3 separate regions of the Mus musculus genome follow, and all the other regions are linked to region 2. Evidence: chromatin loops called from intact Hi-C (ENCODE). Cell type or tissue: left cerebral cortex. All regions are shown on one strand.

Evidence for each region. Peaks named below come from ENCODE experiments on the same cell type or tissue, not always from the same donor. Only the 100,000 strongest peaks of a DNase experiment are listed, where the experiment ranks them.
Region 1: it touches region 2 in a loop (2.0-fold over the local background); 4 of 42 quality-filtered maps call a loop at or near these places.
Region 3: it touches region 2 in a loop (3.0-fold over the local background); 2 of 42 quality-filtered maps call a loop at or near these places.

What each region holds. Positions count from the first base shown.
Region 1 is chr17:73,265,888-73,268,387 of GRCm38, forward strand. No RefSeq gene overlaps it. Among named protein-coding and RNA genes, the nearest start is that of E330032C10Rik, 16 kb to the left of the region's middle. In left cerebral cortex, a CTCF peak has its summit at 1,372; a DNase peak (open chromatin) is centred at 775.
Region 2 is chr17:73,106,444-73,108,943 of GRCm38, forward strand. Lclat1 (lysocardiolipin acyltransferase 1) reads left to right here and starts at 1,542. Exons shown (of 6, transcript NM_001177967.1): 1 at 1,542-1,713. In left cerebral cortex, a CTCF peak has its summit at 1,408; DNase peaks (open chromatin) are centred at 1,507 and 2,237; H3K4me3 peaks cover 1,695 bases; H3K27ac peaks cover 1,378 bases.
Region 3 is chr17:72,835,028-72,837,527 of GRCm38, forward strand. It overlaps Ypel5 (yippee like 5), which reads left to right and starts at 1,601. Exons shown (of 3, transcript NM_027166.6): 1 at 1,601-1,764. In left cerebral cortex, a CTCF peak has its summit at 1,194 (motif pointing right); DNase peaks (open chromatin) are centred at 1,433, 2,261 and 2,494; H3K4me3 peaks cover 1,453 bases; H3K27ac peaks cover 1,407 bases.

The DNA of each region.
Region 1 (2,500 bases), 160 kb after region 2:
TAACATTAAGAACTCTGCCTTTCAAAAGACACCACCCATTACCGAGAGGACAAGCCTCAGACTGAGATAGAACATGCACAATGCAGAACTATGATAAAGGACATGTATACAGAATACAGAAGTTATGTGAAACGCAACAATAGGAGAACAAACGCCAACAATAACAACAAAGATTGTAAGTGCAAATGATCAGGAGACTTGACACCGTACTAAAGTGGGAGCTCACTCTGAGCTGTGGTAACAAACATGAAGCAAAACAGAAGTCTTAAAGATGTGGAAATAGAAAATAAAGCAATAGCGTTGGAAGTTAGTTTGACCCTCTCCTGAAGTGCTAAGCTTGCAGTTCTGGCTCAGCCACCATAACCCAGGCCATTTACTCAAACAGACGAAAGCATGGCTGTGACAGGCAGGCACTCAAGCATATTTACCTGTTTTAGCTGCAGTAAATGTCCATCCATGGGAGAATGGACAAGCAAGTGGAAGCATAGCTCATACAATGGAGTTCTTCACAGTCGTAGAAAGGAGTGGACACGTGTGTATCTCAAAATAACTTGTCTCAGAAAAAGCTTAGTGATATAAATAAGTCTCTCATGACTACATTTGAAGAAACTTCTAGAAAATGCCAACTTACTTTTTAATGACGGAAATCAGACCATTGCTTGCACACGCTGAGCAAGTGGAAACAGCCAGGGCACCAGCTCCCCAGGCCCCAAGTTAGACATTTCATAACTATGAATGTCTATTTTATTTTAATTAGTTGGCAGATGAATTTTCATACACGTGTGGCATGTGCTCTTCTCACGGGGGAAGTGTTTCCCAAAAATGTGGAATATTGCCAAGGCAGAAAGTAGTATCTGTGTTAGAGAGCTGGGGAGGATAAAAATGAATGAACTAATATCTAACTTACAAAATAGAAAAGGACTAGAAATAGAAATAGACTAGACTCCATCCTAGTGCTTCCTTAAACTCACAAATGGGACCCATGCCTAGCTCTGTCCAACTTCAGACTTAATGAAGAATAAGTAGATGGATTCCCACTATAATCAGAGATGAGATGAGAACTGCCGGCCTGACCAAGATTTGAGATAAGAAAAACGAGCATAAGGACCAGGAGTGGATAGGAGAAAGAAGGGTCCTTGCTTGTAAATAAAGCAACCTCGTGATAGAATCTGACAATAGATGTTATGGGACACTAAAGGGGGCTGGAGAGATGACTCAGCGGTTAAGAGCACTGGCTGTTCTTCCAGAGGTCCTGAGTTCAAATCCCAGCAATCACATGACGGCTCAAAACCATCTGTAATGGGTTCTAATGCCCTCTTCTGGTGTGTCTGAAGACAGCAACAGACTCACATATATGAAATAGATAAATCTTTAATAAAAAAAAAACAGAAAAAAATGAGATACTAAAGGGATTTTCCTAGTTCAGAAACTATATATATGTGTGTGTGTATATATGTATGTATGTATATACCACATTTATATATTATTTTAATCACCAGCAACACTGAGTAAAAGTAACTATTGTTTAGAAGGAGCTCTACCTCACCAAGTATTCTATTTTCCATGTCACAGGGATTGCTGCATTGAGCGCCAGCTTGTGGGATTCTGTTCTTGTGCATGTGCCAGTTCATGCGTGTGGTGTCAGTTGTTGCTGGGTCAGACATTTGGGCTCCTCTCCTCCCAACTTGTGGTTTCCCCTTCCCTTGAGCACCTTGGAGTTCCCTATACTCAGCTGCCAAATAGGGAGGGGCCTGATCATGTGCTCTGGGACTACATCCACACCTAGACACCAGGAAAGCAGAGATCTCTACCCCAAGCTGAGTGGTCATTTCTATGCATTTCACAAGGTAGAAGTGGGCTTAAAGACCTGTTCCAGATAGTGAACCACTGTCTCTTACAAACTATATACACAATGGGATTTGGGGTAGGAACAGGGGAGGGGATAGGATTCTGCTCTGGCTGACCAGATTTTCACTACGTAGCCCAAGCTGGCCTAGGGCTCCAAGCAATCCCCGTCTCACCTTCTGAGTGCTGTGTCATCACATCTGCCAAAACAAAATATTTAATTTTATTAATTAATTTAATTGGTAAGGTAATACAAAGCATACACTCATGTAGATTAGTAGACATTGTTGGTAGGATGAGCATGGTTGTGCGAGCCTGTAGTTGCAGTACTTGGGTGGTGAACTGGGGTGGTTTCAATAGGCACGACCCCTATAGACTCATGTCTATGAATGCTTGGCCACAGGGTGTGGCACTACTAGGAGGTGTGGCCTTGTTGGAGGAAGTGTGTCACTGTGGAGGTGGGCTTTGAGGTTATATATGCTCAAGCTATGCCAGTGTGACACACAGTCTCTCCCTGCTGCCTGCAGATCAGGATGTATAACTCTCTGGCTGTCTTCAGCATCATGACTGCCTGCATGCTGCCTACCATGATGAAAATGGACTTTGAAACTGTAGGCCAGCCCCAAATTAAATGTTCTTTATAAGAGTTGCCTTA
Region 2 (2,500 bases):
GAAGGCTATGTATAGACTCTTTAAATCCTCAGAGAACTCACAGCGGTGCATTCTTGAGAGGTTCTGGGGGATCCCCATGTTAAGTTCAAAACAATGACAAGCCTTAAAATTCCTAAGATTTTCCCAGAACTCTTGAGTTTAGAGACAAAAGTGAGGTCCGTTCAACCTCTGAGGGATAACTGCATTTTTGTGCTGCTTTTTTTCCTTCGTTGTATTTTCTGTTTTCTAATACAATTGTGGCACATCTCAAACACTTAAGTATTGAATAAAGGTAAAGGAGAGGTAACGCTGGCTCTGAGCGCGAAGGCACCTTGCATTTGTTTTTTAAAATTTAGAGTCTTGCAGAGGCAGTCTCCTGGCTCTGTTATGGGGACTGCTGGGACTACAGGCATGTACTACCACACAAGGCTACCCTGAACTTAAAAATTCATTTCTCTCTGTTTCATGTTAAATAAACAGATTAAATGAATAAACATAAATGAAAAGCTGTTGAAAGGCTCTGTCGGCTATGTGTGGACATTTCATATTTTTAAAGATGTCTATTATCTGTTAAAAGTCAGCAAGAAGGTATTGTGCAGGGGAAACGCAAAGAGGTTAAATTAACCAGTCTCTAGCATCCAGGTGCTTAGTCTGGTAGGTTTGGAGCCAGATCCAACACTGTAGAAAGGCACAAAGACCTTTCCAAAAGAGTGTCCTACAAAACCAAACCAAACCAAACCAAACTTAAAAAAAAAAAAAAAAACCCAAAAAACCAACAAACAGAAAAAAAAAAAAAAACCAAAAAAACCAACAAACAGAAAAAAAAAAAAAACCCAAAAAACCAAACAACAACAACAACAACGACAAAAACCCGACAGCAACATAAAAACTGATTGGGCCATCCAGAAGAGGAAACGTTGAGACTTGAGCAAACACTGCGAATTAGCAACAGTTGCGCACCACAGAACCTGGAGTTGCTTTTTGACTTGGGGCAAGAAAATAACGCTTGTCATTTAGTGTCTCTGCGTTTTCCATCCTGCAACTTTAGGGGTTGAATGAAGGTGCGTTTAGTTTTACACCATCAGGAACCTGGCTCTAGAACTGACTGCGTGATCATTTGCTCTTTACATGAGGCAAGAAAGTAAGAGTTGTAAATGATTGCCTCCGATTTATTTTCCATGAGGTAACCTCAGGCGTTGAAGGTGTCTTGAGTTTTGTGCCAGCAGAAACTCAGGCTCTAGAATTGGCTGGATACTAAATTGCCCTTTGATTCCTGACGTAAACGTTAGGCTTGCAAATGAGTGCTCTAGCTTTGCCATCCCCCTACGCAACCACTAGATTCCCCGGAGACCACCGCTTGAGTTCTCATTTTTGGTTTCTTGCTCCTCTACCCCTACCAGCTTTGGCAGGCATCTGCGCCTGGCCACACTGATCTGGGGCGCGGTTCCTTTAAAGGAGCTTAGACGACGCCCGGGGTCTCTCCCCACTGCGGAGCAGGGGCGGAGCGCCCGGTTCAAGGGCTTCCCACGCAGCCGGAGACGCCTTGCGTCACTGCGCCAGGAGCCAATCAGGGTGGAGCCCGGAGGGACGCATTACTAAGGCGACGGGGCTCGACGCCTCCCCGCTTCGGGATGAATTAGCGGCGGGTTCTTCTCCCAGGTTGTGACCCCCGTGGAGTCGCTGTCTCGCCCCAGTGTCCCCGCGACGTCGCGCGTTTCCCCCGGTGTGTCCCAGGTGCGCGGCCCGCGGTGTCAGGTGTGGGCTTCGGCGCGGGAACATGGCGGCAGCCAAGGGATTTTTTTTTCCCGAGTGGGCGGATGGAGAGCTGCGGCTCGGCGGCTTTTCCCCGGAGCAGGCCTCCTCGGGTGGGCCCTGGGGGACGGACACTGGCGGGAATTGGGTGGAGGGCTTAGGGCGATCGGCTCTTGGGAGGGAGGCCGAAGCCTCCAGAGCTGATCAGGATGCGGGGGCGAGGAGCGTCGGGTGCCCCTTCTGTGCTCACCTTCCTGTCCACACCACACCTCGGTGAAACCCGGGAGCTGCCGGGTCCCCCTACACCGCCTACGGTGTGTCAGGGTCCAGATTCCAGGAGCACAAGGCTTTCCAGGGGTCGCCACGTGAACGGCCCACAAGAGAGTTTTTCAGGGTTCAAGCAGTTTGTTTCTTGCAGGTGACAGAGGTGTGCCCTAGGTCTAGGTGGCAGTGCCACAGAAAGAACGATAGGCCACATTGAAGGCTGACTTCGAGTCCAATTTTCCTTTTTATTGGCATTCGCTCTAGCTAAGGGCTGGCCTCTCATGGTCCTTGCCTCTGCCCTTGTATTGGTGCGATAACAGGCGTGCTTCACCACGCCCACCTGGCAGGTTTGGTCTCTCAGGTTGTATCTTTTTTGTTGTTCTTTTTTTGTTTGTTTTTGTTTTTGTTTTTTTTTTCGAGACAGTGTTTCTCTGTATAGTCCTGGCTGTCACTTTGTATCACTATGTAGACCAGGCTGGCCTCAAACTCAGAAATCTGCCTCTGC
Region 3 (2,500 bases), 270 kb before region 2:
CAAATTCTGGGGGGAAATGAGGCACTGTACTTTCTTTCCTGGAATACATGTGTACCTTGATTTAAGACAGTGTCAGTCACTGTAGCAATTCCTGATGCTCTTGCCTCGGCTTTCCAGAGTGTCATGACAATAGCTATAGACCAGTGTACACAGCTCTAAGTTTAACAGTCTTGTATTAAATAAAAATAAAGGGATTATAAGAATCTCCCAATATACCCCAAAATGCTTTTTTTCCTCCAGCAAAATTCTCTTTAATCTAAACATAGTCTTTTATCTTTGATGGTCAGAGTAGCTTTTTGTTTTGTTTTGTTTTCTCGAGACACTATGTAGCTTTGGTTGTCCTGAAACTCACTCTAGACTAAAGGCATGTTCTACAAAACCAGGCCACAGTAACTCTTTATTTTATAAATGAATGAAAAGTACTGAAGGATTTAGGGTTAAGTATCAGGGTTTTGTCAGAACACATATTCTATGCTACAAATTTCAAGTGCTAGTATATATATATGTGTATAATTTATATATTTTATGTTTATTTAATACATGAAATATTTTGAGGTATTTCTGTCATCTTTATGGACAGCCAACAGAGATTTAATTACCTGGGAAAGCCAACGGAATGGCAAAAATTTTCCAACTTATCTTAAACATGGTGAGGGAGGGCTAAGGGGACAGCTGTCTTTTTCAACAAGACAGTTGATCTCCACATAAAAGACTTAAGTTTTTGAGAATTACTTCAACGGTCAAGAGAAAACTTGGGCCGGGCGTGGTGGCACACGCCTTTAAGCCCAGCACTTGGGAGGCAGAGGCAGGCGAATTTCTGAGTTCGAGGCCAGCCTGGTCTACAGAGTGAGTTCCAGGCTGTCCAGAAACCCTGTTTCGAAAAACAAAGAGATAGAGACAGAAACAGAGAGAGGGAAGAGAAGAGAAAACTTGGAAAGTTTGTAAATAGAACCAAGCACGCTGAAAAAAACCTTGTTTACAATGAATTCCTATATACCGAGACACAAAGAGTTCGGGATTTGTTTAAGGCAATTCGTGTAAGCCAAGAGAAAGTGGCCTGATGGGATGGTAAAACGGGCATTTCAACCTAGGTAGCCCTTTAACCTCAATACCAGCGTTGACTAGAAAACAGCCTCTTGTTTTCGCTTCTTCTAGGCTTCCTTGGCTATCAGGAAGCTATGGCCTCAGCCGCCAGCAGGTGACGCCGATGACGGGCAATGAGTCCCAGCTGCCGCAATTACCAAGGCTGAGGCGTCTCCTTTAAGAAGCTGACTCACGTGGATGCTGTGTTGTGTGCGCTCAGCTGGGAGTGGGGGGCGGGTCCTCACTCTCACTACATTGGCCGCCTCGGCCGAGGAGGCAGACTTAGCCTCCTTGATTGGCCGTAAGGATGCAAGGTGTCGAATTAGAGGCGGGGCGAGCGGCGAGGAGTCCGCCCATCCGCTGCGGCTTCGGGGTGGGGTGGGCGGCGGAGTGTAAGCGGGCAAGGGTGGGGGGAGGGCGAGCCCGAGAAGGGGCGGGGCCCGGCGGAAGGGGCAGAGTGCCAGGGAGAGGGGCGGAGCCTAGAAATGAAGGGCGCTGCGGGCCAACCGGGAGAGCCGCCTGAAGGGAGGGCGGGGCCACGCCCGGTGATTGACGCCGAGGCCCGACCGAGGAGAGGCGGGGCCAAGGCCTGACTAAACCTGAAGACTTGGGAGGCCGAGGTGGGCTTCGACCCAGCTGAGGAGCGAAGAGCTGCTGGCAGCGCCGATTCCCAGCACGCCGGTGAGTACGGCGGTGGGCGCCGGGATCGGAGTCGGCTGGGGCTCGAAGCCCTTGGGCCGGCGGCTTCGAAGCCTTCGGGGAGCGGCCCGGGGCGGGGGCCCAGGCAGGAAGTGCCTCTTCCCCTTCTCCACTCGTCCAGGGTCCTGGCCGGGCCACCAGGGCAATTCTCAGGACTGTGGGGCCGTGGGGCCGCGGGGCCGGGCCGGGCGGTCCTTCTTTGTGAGGCTGTGGCGCGGCGGCCGCCGCCGACCCGCCCCCGCCGCGCAGCGGAGCGCTCCGCGAGCCCACAACAGCCGCGACCCCCTTAGCGACCCGCGGCCCCCGCCCGCCCGCCGCCCTCGGCGCCTGTCGCCTGGGCCGCCGGTCCGCAGACAGCTCTCTCCGTGACACCCCCACTTCCTAGGCCGCCCCGCCCCCACAGCCGCCGTCCCCGCCGCAGCGTCGGGGGCGCGCCCGGGCTCCGATTCGGGGCCGGCCCGCGGGCCCGCGCTCCAGGGCCGCGCTCGCACCCCGCCCGCCCCGCCGCTCCGGAGGCTCGACTCGTGCTCGGGTGTCTGGGCTGTGGGCCGTGCCCGCCTCGTCGGTGCTAGCCCCTATCACGCTGCCCTCTGGACCCTGGGCGTGGGGAACACTGCCCGGTAGCCTGCGGGTGCCGAGCGCCCGGTCGCCCGCGCCTGCCCAGCTGTTCCGCCTGTGTTTGTTGTGCCGAGGAGGCCCCGCCGCCGCCGCCGCGCGC